2 separate regions of the Homo sapiens genome follow, and region 2 is linked to region 1. The links are chromatin contacts, found by Hi-C or POLR2A ChIA-PET in ENCODE. All regions are on one chromosome and are shown on one strand. Each heading gives the region's core, a stretch centred on a gene start or an enhancer-like site at or near the end of the contact. The rest is flanking DNA. Distances are from core to core; before and after follow the strand shown.

What was found. A loop is a pair of places that touch in the nucleus more often than their neighbours do. ChIA-PET counts read pairs that join two places held with the same protein, here RNA polymerase II (POLR2A). Pooled maps may share reads with other maps.
Region 2: a pooled map shows a loop between it and region 1 (4-fold over the local background). The contact joins the enhancer-like site here to the promoter of LINC00303 in region 1. A Hi-C loop is called at or near these places in 5 of 168 maps with a recorded cell type or tissue (HCT116, PC-9, astrocyte of the cerebellum and 2 more) and 1 of 50 pooled maps. POLR2A ChIA-PET finds 5 or more read pairs at or near these places in 2 of 52 experiments (OCI-LY7 and Panc1).

Annotation. Positions count from the first base shown.
Region 1 is chr1:204,039,713-204,043,683 of GRCh38, reverse strand. It overlaps LINC00303 (long intergenic non-protein coding RNA 303), which reads left to right and starts at 2,419. Exons shown (of 6, transcript NR_027902.2): 1 at 2,419-2,592; 2 at 3,290-3,419.
Region 2 is chr1:204,103,096-204,106,908 of GRCh38, reverse strand. All of the region lies in intron 1 of SOX13 (SRY-box transcription factor 13), which reads right to left. Among named protein-coding and RNA genes, the nearest start is that of SOX13, 32 kb to the right of the region's middle. Within about 2 kb of position 2,173, at least 16 of the 41 ENCODE cell types and tissues checked have a DNase peak (open chromatin) inside an H3K27ac peak, as active enhancers do; they include PC-9 and heart right ventricle, where a contact is called at or near this core.

The DNA of each region.
Region 1 (3,971 bases), core at 1,170-3,669:
GGGTTGGCACCTAAGGGCTTGAGGTCTTGTTATTGACTGAAAGTTTGTGTCTCCACCCCCTAAATTCATGTGTTGAAACTTCGATCCCCAGTGTGATGGTATTAGGAGATGGGGCCTTTGGGAGGTGATTAGGTTTAGATGAGGTCATGAGGGAGAGCCTCTAGGATTGGATTAGTGTTCTTATAACAAAAGCCAGAGGCTGAGTGTGGTGGCTCACACCTGTAATCTAAGCATTTTGGGAGGCCGAGGTGGGCAGATCACCTGAGGTCAAGAGTTTGAGACCAGCCTGGCCAACATGGTGAAACCCCCTCTCTACAAAAGTATAAAAATTAGCTGGGGATGATGGCGGGTGCCTGTAATCCCAGTCACTCAGGAGGCTGAGGCAGAAGAGTCACTTGAACCTGGGAGGTGGAGGTTGTAGTGAGCTGGGATTGTGCCATTGTACTCCAGCCTGGGTGAGAGAGCGAGACTCTGTCTCAAAAAAAATAAACAAATAAAAGAAGAGCCAGAGACTAGAGCCCTTTCTCCCTCTCTCCTCCATGATGTGAGGACACAGCAAGGAGGCACAGCTTCTATCTGCAAGCCAGGAAGTAGGCCCTCACCAGAAACCAAATCTACTGGCTCCTTCATCTTGGACTTCCCAGCCTCCAGAGCTGCGAGGAATAAATGTCTGCTGTTTAAGGCACCTAGTCTATGGTATTATTTTTGACAGTTGTGCTTCCCCCCTCCTAGGAGATTTCTACATGCGGCATAGCCCGTCTTTCACAGTTAAAGACATTGCTCTGGAGCTCAGGCAGTCCTGGTCTCAAATCTTGGCCCTTGCCTCTTGCTAGCTGTGTAACCTAGGGTAATATAGTTTGGCTGTGTCCCCACCCGAATCTCAAACTGTAGTTCCCATAGTTCTCACGTGTCATGGGAAGGACCCAATGGGAGGTAATTGAATCATGGGGATGGGTTTTTCCTGTGCTGTTCTCATGATAGTGAATAAATCTCTCACAAGATCTGATGGTTTCCTAAAGGGGAGTTCCCCTGCACATGCTCTGTCTTGCCTGCCACCCTATAAGATGTGCCTTTGTCCTCTTTCAACTTCCACCATGATTGTGAAGCTTCCCCAGCCATGTGGAACTGTGAGTCTATTAAACTTCTTTTTCTTTATAAATTACCCAGTCTTGGGTATTAGCAGCATGAGAACAGAATAATACATAGGGCATATTCACTTCTCTGTTCCTACTGCCTCACCTGAAAAATAAGAGTGGTCAGAGTGCCCACTACCCAGGGTTCCTGGAGGACCAAGTGAGATAATTGGTGTAAATCCTTGGCACAGATCTGGGACACAGCAGGTGAGCAGCCGTGTTGGCCATGGTTAGTCCGTCATTCTGAGGACGGCACCGCTCTGCTTTCTAGAGCAAGGTGGCGTGGCAGTCCCAGGAAGGACCTGCTGCCTAAGAGAGGTGGGAGACCTGGAATCCCCTCACCAGGGGAGGCTGTGTGTCTCCAGACAGTCCTACTAGGGGATTTCAACCCAGCAAGTGAAAGTCACAGCCCCCCAGAGGAGACCCCCATTTTGTCACAGTTAAACTGCATAACTGATCTAAGGGGGAGAGTCAGGGAACTCGGGTTCTGACTCGGACTTGGCAAGTCCCTTAGCTGTGCTCGTTCTTACTTCTCTTGTTTATGAAATCGGGCTCATCTCTGCCCTGCCTCATAGACCAGGACAAATGAGGTCATGCTGACAAGCAACATGAAATCAGTAAAAAATGTTTTAAAGGACTCTACAAAAATAAAACGAATTATTATCACAAATCATAATAGAATTAATCTACATGGCCCAGGGCAGCCCTTGGAGATTTATCTGTGGGTAGTAGAACTTCTTCTCTTTCCCGTTCTTTTTCAGGGAGGTTTTTTCCAGCAGGCCCCTCTGCACCTTGGGGACAGAGTGGAGCTGAATGTCCCATGTAACTCACAGTCCTGTCTTCCACCTCCCACTCATCCCTCCACTGGGAAATCTCAATGTATTTTTAGGGAACCTCATTCCTCCCGCCCCTGTTTCCTTTCCAGGGCATGCCTGGGAAAGTTCTTAGGAACTCGTGAACCGAGGCTGCTGTTAAGGACGCTGTCTTTGGCCTGGGCTTTGGTCCCTGGCCCAGGTCCCCAGGAGGGCTGAGATGCCCCGTGGCAGTGAAGAGAAGAGTGAGAAAAATCCATGTGACGTGTCAGGGAGGGGCAGCTGCCAGAGGCCCCCAAGGAGGGAGAATGAGTAAACAGCCCAGCCACCACCCCCAGTCCCCCTGTTCCACTTGGGTGCAGGCGGTTCAGCTTCAGAAAGCTGGGGGTGGGGCAGGCGGGTGACACATGCTCCTCTGGGAGTGGGATAAATAATCTTCAGCTGCAACAATAAAGATCAATTATGACCTAATCACTCCGCCCGATTCCAAAAGCCCAGGGGGTGGGCCTCGCCCTTCCTCTCCCTCCAGGTTTAATTATCTGAAGAGTCTTGGACTTTCATTTCTTGTTTTTTGCTTGTTTGCTTGTTTGTTTGCACCTGGTTGATGTATAAGTCTTGGACTTTGGGAGACCCAAAAGAGAAGGAAGGTCTGCAAATAATTAAGCCAGGGGATGGCCTTCAGGACAGGATTGTCTGTGGGCATGGGGTGGGGGTAGAGGATATGGCAGGTTCCCCCTTGGTACATCTGTGTGGGTTGGGTATGGGGTGAGGGCAGAGAACCAGAGCAGGGGAGAGAAGGCAGCTGAAACAGACAAGTGCTTCAGGCACAGGAAGAAAATGGAGTGAGACCCGAGAGGCCTAATTCACTGACCAGTAAGGCAAGGAACATGGGAATCCCTTGTACCCAGAGTTCTCCACAGTGCTCATGGTACATTTATTACAGATGTTGTATTTTTAAATATTTACATATTTATTTATTTATTATTTCGAGATGGAATCTTGCTCTGTTGCCCAGGCTGGAGTGCAGTGCCACGATCTTGGCTCACTGCAACCTCCACCTCCCAGGTTAAAGAGAGTCTTTTGCCTCAGCCTCCCGAGTAGCTGGGACTACAGGTGCCCGCCACCACACCTGGCTAATTTTTGTATTTTTAGTAGAGACGGGGTTTCACCATATTGGCCAGGCTGGTCTCGAACTCCTGACCTCGTGATCCGCTGGCCTCGGCCTCCCAAGGTGCTGGGATTACAGGTGTAAGCCACCATGCCTGCCCTAAATATTTATTTATAAAGATTTAATATAAATATAAATATAAATATTTAATATTTGTAATGTTACAAATATTACAGGTGTTGGCAATATCCTTGAAGAGACTAAAAGAACTCAGAACAACACTGAACAAGCCAGCAGAGCCATCAACTCACCCCTACAGTCTCCATACACAGACTCCATGAAAGCATTGGCCATCAGCTCTCACTGGTGTGGATATGTCACCAGTGGGGTAGAGTTGTTCCTCTCTCTGACACTGTATTAGTCCATTCTCACACTGCTATTAAAAAACAAACAAACAAACTTGAGATTGGGGTAATTTATGAAGAAGAGAGGTTTATTTATTTATTTATTTATTTTGAGACAGAGTCTCACTTTGTCGCCAGGCTAGAGTGCTGTGGCGCGATCTCAGCTCACTGCAACCTCCAACTCCCTGGTTCAAGGGATTCTCCTGCCTCCGCCTCCCAGGTAGCTGGGATTACAGGCGCGTGCCACCACGCCCAGCTAATTTTTGTATTTTTAGTAGAGATGGGGTTTCACTATGTTGGCCAGGATGGTCTCGATCTCCTGACCTCGTGATCTGCCCGCCTTGGCCTCCCAAAGTGCTGGGATTACAGGCGTGAGCCACCGCGCCCGGCCAAAGAAGAGAGGTTTAATTGGCTCATGATTCTGCAGGCTGTATAGGAAGCATCATGGCTTCTGCTTCTGGGGAGGCCTCAGAATGTTTCCAATAGTGGCGGAAGCCAAAGTGGGAGCAAGGAG
Region 2 (3,813 bases), core at 924-3,423, 63 kb before region 1:
ATCAGAGTGCCTATTTTACATTCTCATGGCACTTTGAACTTGACCTTAAAAGTATTTATCACAATTGGTAATGATACCTTTACACGCTTAATTTATTTTGGAGTCGCTGGGCGCGATGGCTCACGGCTGTAATCCCAGCACTTTGGGAAGCCAAGGTGGGCAGATCGCCTGAGGTCAGGAGTTTGAGACCAGCTTGACCAACATGGTGAAACCCTGACTCCAGTAAAAACACAAAATTAGTCAGGTGTGTAATCCCAGCTACTTGGGAGGCTGAGGCAGGAGAATTGCTTGAACCTGGGAAGTGGAAGTTGCAGTCAGTTGAGATCACGCCTCTGCACTCCAGCCTGGGCAACAACAGCGAAAACTCCTTCTCAAAAAAAAAAAAAAAAAATTTATTTTGGAGTCACCCAGTAGCCAAAAATATACCTGTTTCTGCTCATCACTGTAGCTCCAGAGCCTAGCACAGTGCCTGAAACACAGTAAGTGCTCGATAAATATTCTTAGAATGACAAGAGAGTGACAGAGTTCAGCAGCACAGCACAAAGCAGGTCTGGATGCTTAACAGGTGATGGATACTGTTAGGACTATTAGACAGCTCCTGCTCTCTCAGGTTTTTCTCCCACACCCAATTATCCTCTGCTGCCTCTTCCTTGGGTCTAAGCTCTTCCTATGAGTTACCTAAATACCCCCAGCAGCAAAGCGATTCCATTTCCTTTTCTTTTTACCTTGGGTCGGATAAGAAACACTTTCCATACTTTTTGGATTTAAAGACCCCGTTGGAGTCCTCCCTTAAGTCTCCCTTTAGACTTTCCAGAAACTAAAATAATCCCTCAAGTTCCTTTACTCCTTTGTTACACAGCATGCTCCTTGCTTCAGTCATTTTCCATGTGGCTCCGCAGGAGGTTTTAAGGTCAGTAACCTCAAACTCCACTGTCCCAAAATGCCCAGAAGCCAAAGAACGCTGGGTCCACAGGATACAGGAGTTACTGGGCTCCCTCAGTTTCCACCCTAGTCTGATGCCTTGGTACTGGTCAGAGGCCACAAGTCCACAGGGTAGCCCGTCAGCCCCTCGCTTGGATGGAAGTGCTCCTGCGTGCCCAGTTTCCTCTCTTGCCCAACCTCAACACATTTTATAAACAGAGAAACTGAGGTCAGGAGATGTTGAGTTCACGCAGCTTTTGGGGCAGCACTGCTTCAAGACTGTATAGAATGGCCGGACTCATATCTGTAATCCCAGCACTTTGGGAGGCTGAGGCGGGTTGATCACCTGAGGTCAGGGGTTCAAGACCAGCCTGGCCAACATGGTAAAACCCCATCTCCACTAAAAATACAAAAATTAGCCAGGCATGGTGGTGCATACCTGTAATCCCAGCTACTCAGGAGGCTGAGGCAGGAGAATCGCTCAAACCCAGGAGGCGGAGGTTGCAGTGAGCCAAGATTGCACTGCTGCACTCCAGCCTGGGTGACTGAGGGAGACTCTGTCTCAAAAAAAAAAGAGATTATACAGAGTCAGAGGCCTTCAGCCAGCTGGGGCGCTAAGCGGCATCTCTGCTCTGCCCTCCCTTCCTTCTCAGGAACCCACCTCACAATCCCTCTTCCATTCTTCTTCCTCTGTGGTCTTATCTCACCCAAGTGAGCATCCTTAAGAAGTGAAGACCTCTAAGGAGAGGGCTCCAGCCATCTTCGCCCTTGACATGCAGAGCCTTGAGTCTCAGCTTGTGCCTACCAGGCCCCGAGGCCCCCAAATCCAGCACCTGAGACAAGGTATAGAGAGGCACCCGCCTCCATGGAGGGACAGTGGCTCAAAGCATGGCGCTTATATGACAAAGCCCGCTGCAGGTGCCGATCCTCTTCCTCTCTCCTCCCCACAACCAGCCCTGTCACGGCCCCTCTGAACCCCACCAACCCACAGGCGCACACAAACCTAGCCCCTTTCTGCCCAAAACAAATCACCAGCCACTTCCTCTTCTAACCAGTCAACAACTGACCCTGTTGGATTGGAATCAAAGGAGTTTTTACTGTCAGTCCTTCCTCCCTCCACAACGACAGCCTTCCCCCACCCTACAAAAAATATCTAGATGAAGATAAAGATAGAGATAAATTCCAGTCATCGTAGCATGACGGGTGACTCAGACCCTGGGGTACAGGAAGCCTGAACAGACAGGCAGACCCTCTGAGAGGGCCAATGGCTACACTTCCCCGCTGGGCACACACTAATCCCCCTCCACTGCTGGCTCCCACTCCCAAGCTTGCTCTGAGTGGGTGGTGCCAAGGGGCATCACCAGGGAAAGAGATCCATGCAGCAGGGGTGGGGCAGGGCTTGAGTCCCAGGGGAATGCCACTTCCTCTGAAAGCCCCCAGAGAGCTGAGAACCTCAGGCTGCCCTAAACAATAGGCCAAGGCGTGGGTGCCCAGAACAGTGCCCCGGTGCCACATCCTGCCATTCTTCTCACAGACCACACCCTGCCACCCTTCCTGGCTACACCCGATCCTATCTCTAATGTTTACTCAGAGCTGGGAGCTGGACTGGCTGCAGGCTTGGGACAAAGCTTTCCTGCGAGTCCCTCTCACCCTTTCCAGCCTCTGTGAGCCCTGGGGGGTATCAGATCCAGGGCACGGCCGGTCTGGTCTAGCCCAGCTCAGGGGGGCCACAGCCAACACTCCCTCGGCTGTTTCCAGGCTGGTCAGGGTGGCATTCACCTGGTAGAGTGGCCAACATCAGACAGAGGCTGGGTCAACTCCCAAGCATGGGAGAAGAGGCACTTCCCCACAGCACCTCAGGTACAGAATCACAGTCCAGCCTGAGCTTCTGTGGCTGCCGGGACTCAGCTGACCCTGGCCCAAGGGCACAAAGGAAAACAGTGGCCAGGGAGAGACTGTAGCTGTGATGTTCCCACCTGGTCCTCAGGCCTCAGAGGCACCTGAGTCTTCTCCCAACCCAGTGAGTGGGTCGAGAAAGAGACAGATGGGACTGCTTGAAAGCGCCATTGAGGCTCCCAGTGTGATGTGTGCCTCCAGAAGGTCCCAAACCGAGAAGAGGTCAACAGTGTCTCTAGGAGGCCCTTCTCTGGAGGCCTTCCTGCCTCTAGAACCCAAGCCTGTCTCCAGGTTCTCCTGCACCCCAACAGTGCTAGAAGGCAGGGGTAGGCCTCATCCTTGTTTCCCAATGGCAAGGCCAAGCCTGTGTCCTGGACAGGTGAGCACATCTGGCTTCCTGCAGGGACAGTGCCCAGCCTAGGGCTGGGAGATGCAGAAATTGTGCAGCTGAGGCTGACTGGCCATGTCAAAGGCCCCTTGGGGGATAGCCCTGAATACTGACCAAAGGAATGGGAGGCAAAAAGCAAGCATGCAATGCTACAGCACTTACTTGGCTGCAAGCACTAAGTGAAAGGCTCTTCATTCACATTCCTGCTTAATCCTCACAAGAACACTACAAAGACTAAGGCTCGGGGGCTAGAACGTCCTACTGAGGGCCCAGCAGAAGTAGCATTTGAACTCAGGCCTCGCTGATGTCTAAATCCACATCCTTTCATTTATCAGCTGATGCCCTGGCCACTCTCCTCGGTGCAAAATAACAGGCTCTGGTCCAGCAGAGATAGAATGGCCACTGTCTTCACCTCTTACAGGATTGCAGTTGTTTCTGACTTGAGTCATAGCCAAGGAAAACTTAGTCAAAAGAAACCCAGGCAGCTCTGGCAAGTTGGGGGAAAGACTTCACCTCTCAAAACCCCCATTTCTTCATGTGTAAAATAGAGATTCCAAGAACTATTTTGTGAGTAAGAGATAAGGTATAATTACAGAATCTGGTACAGA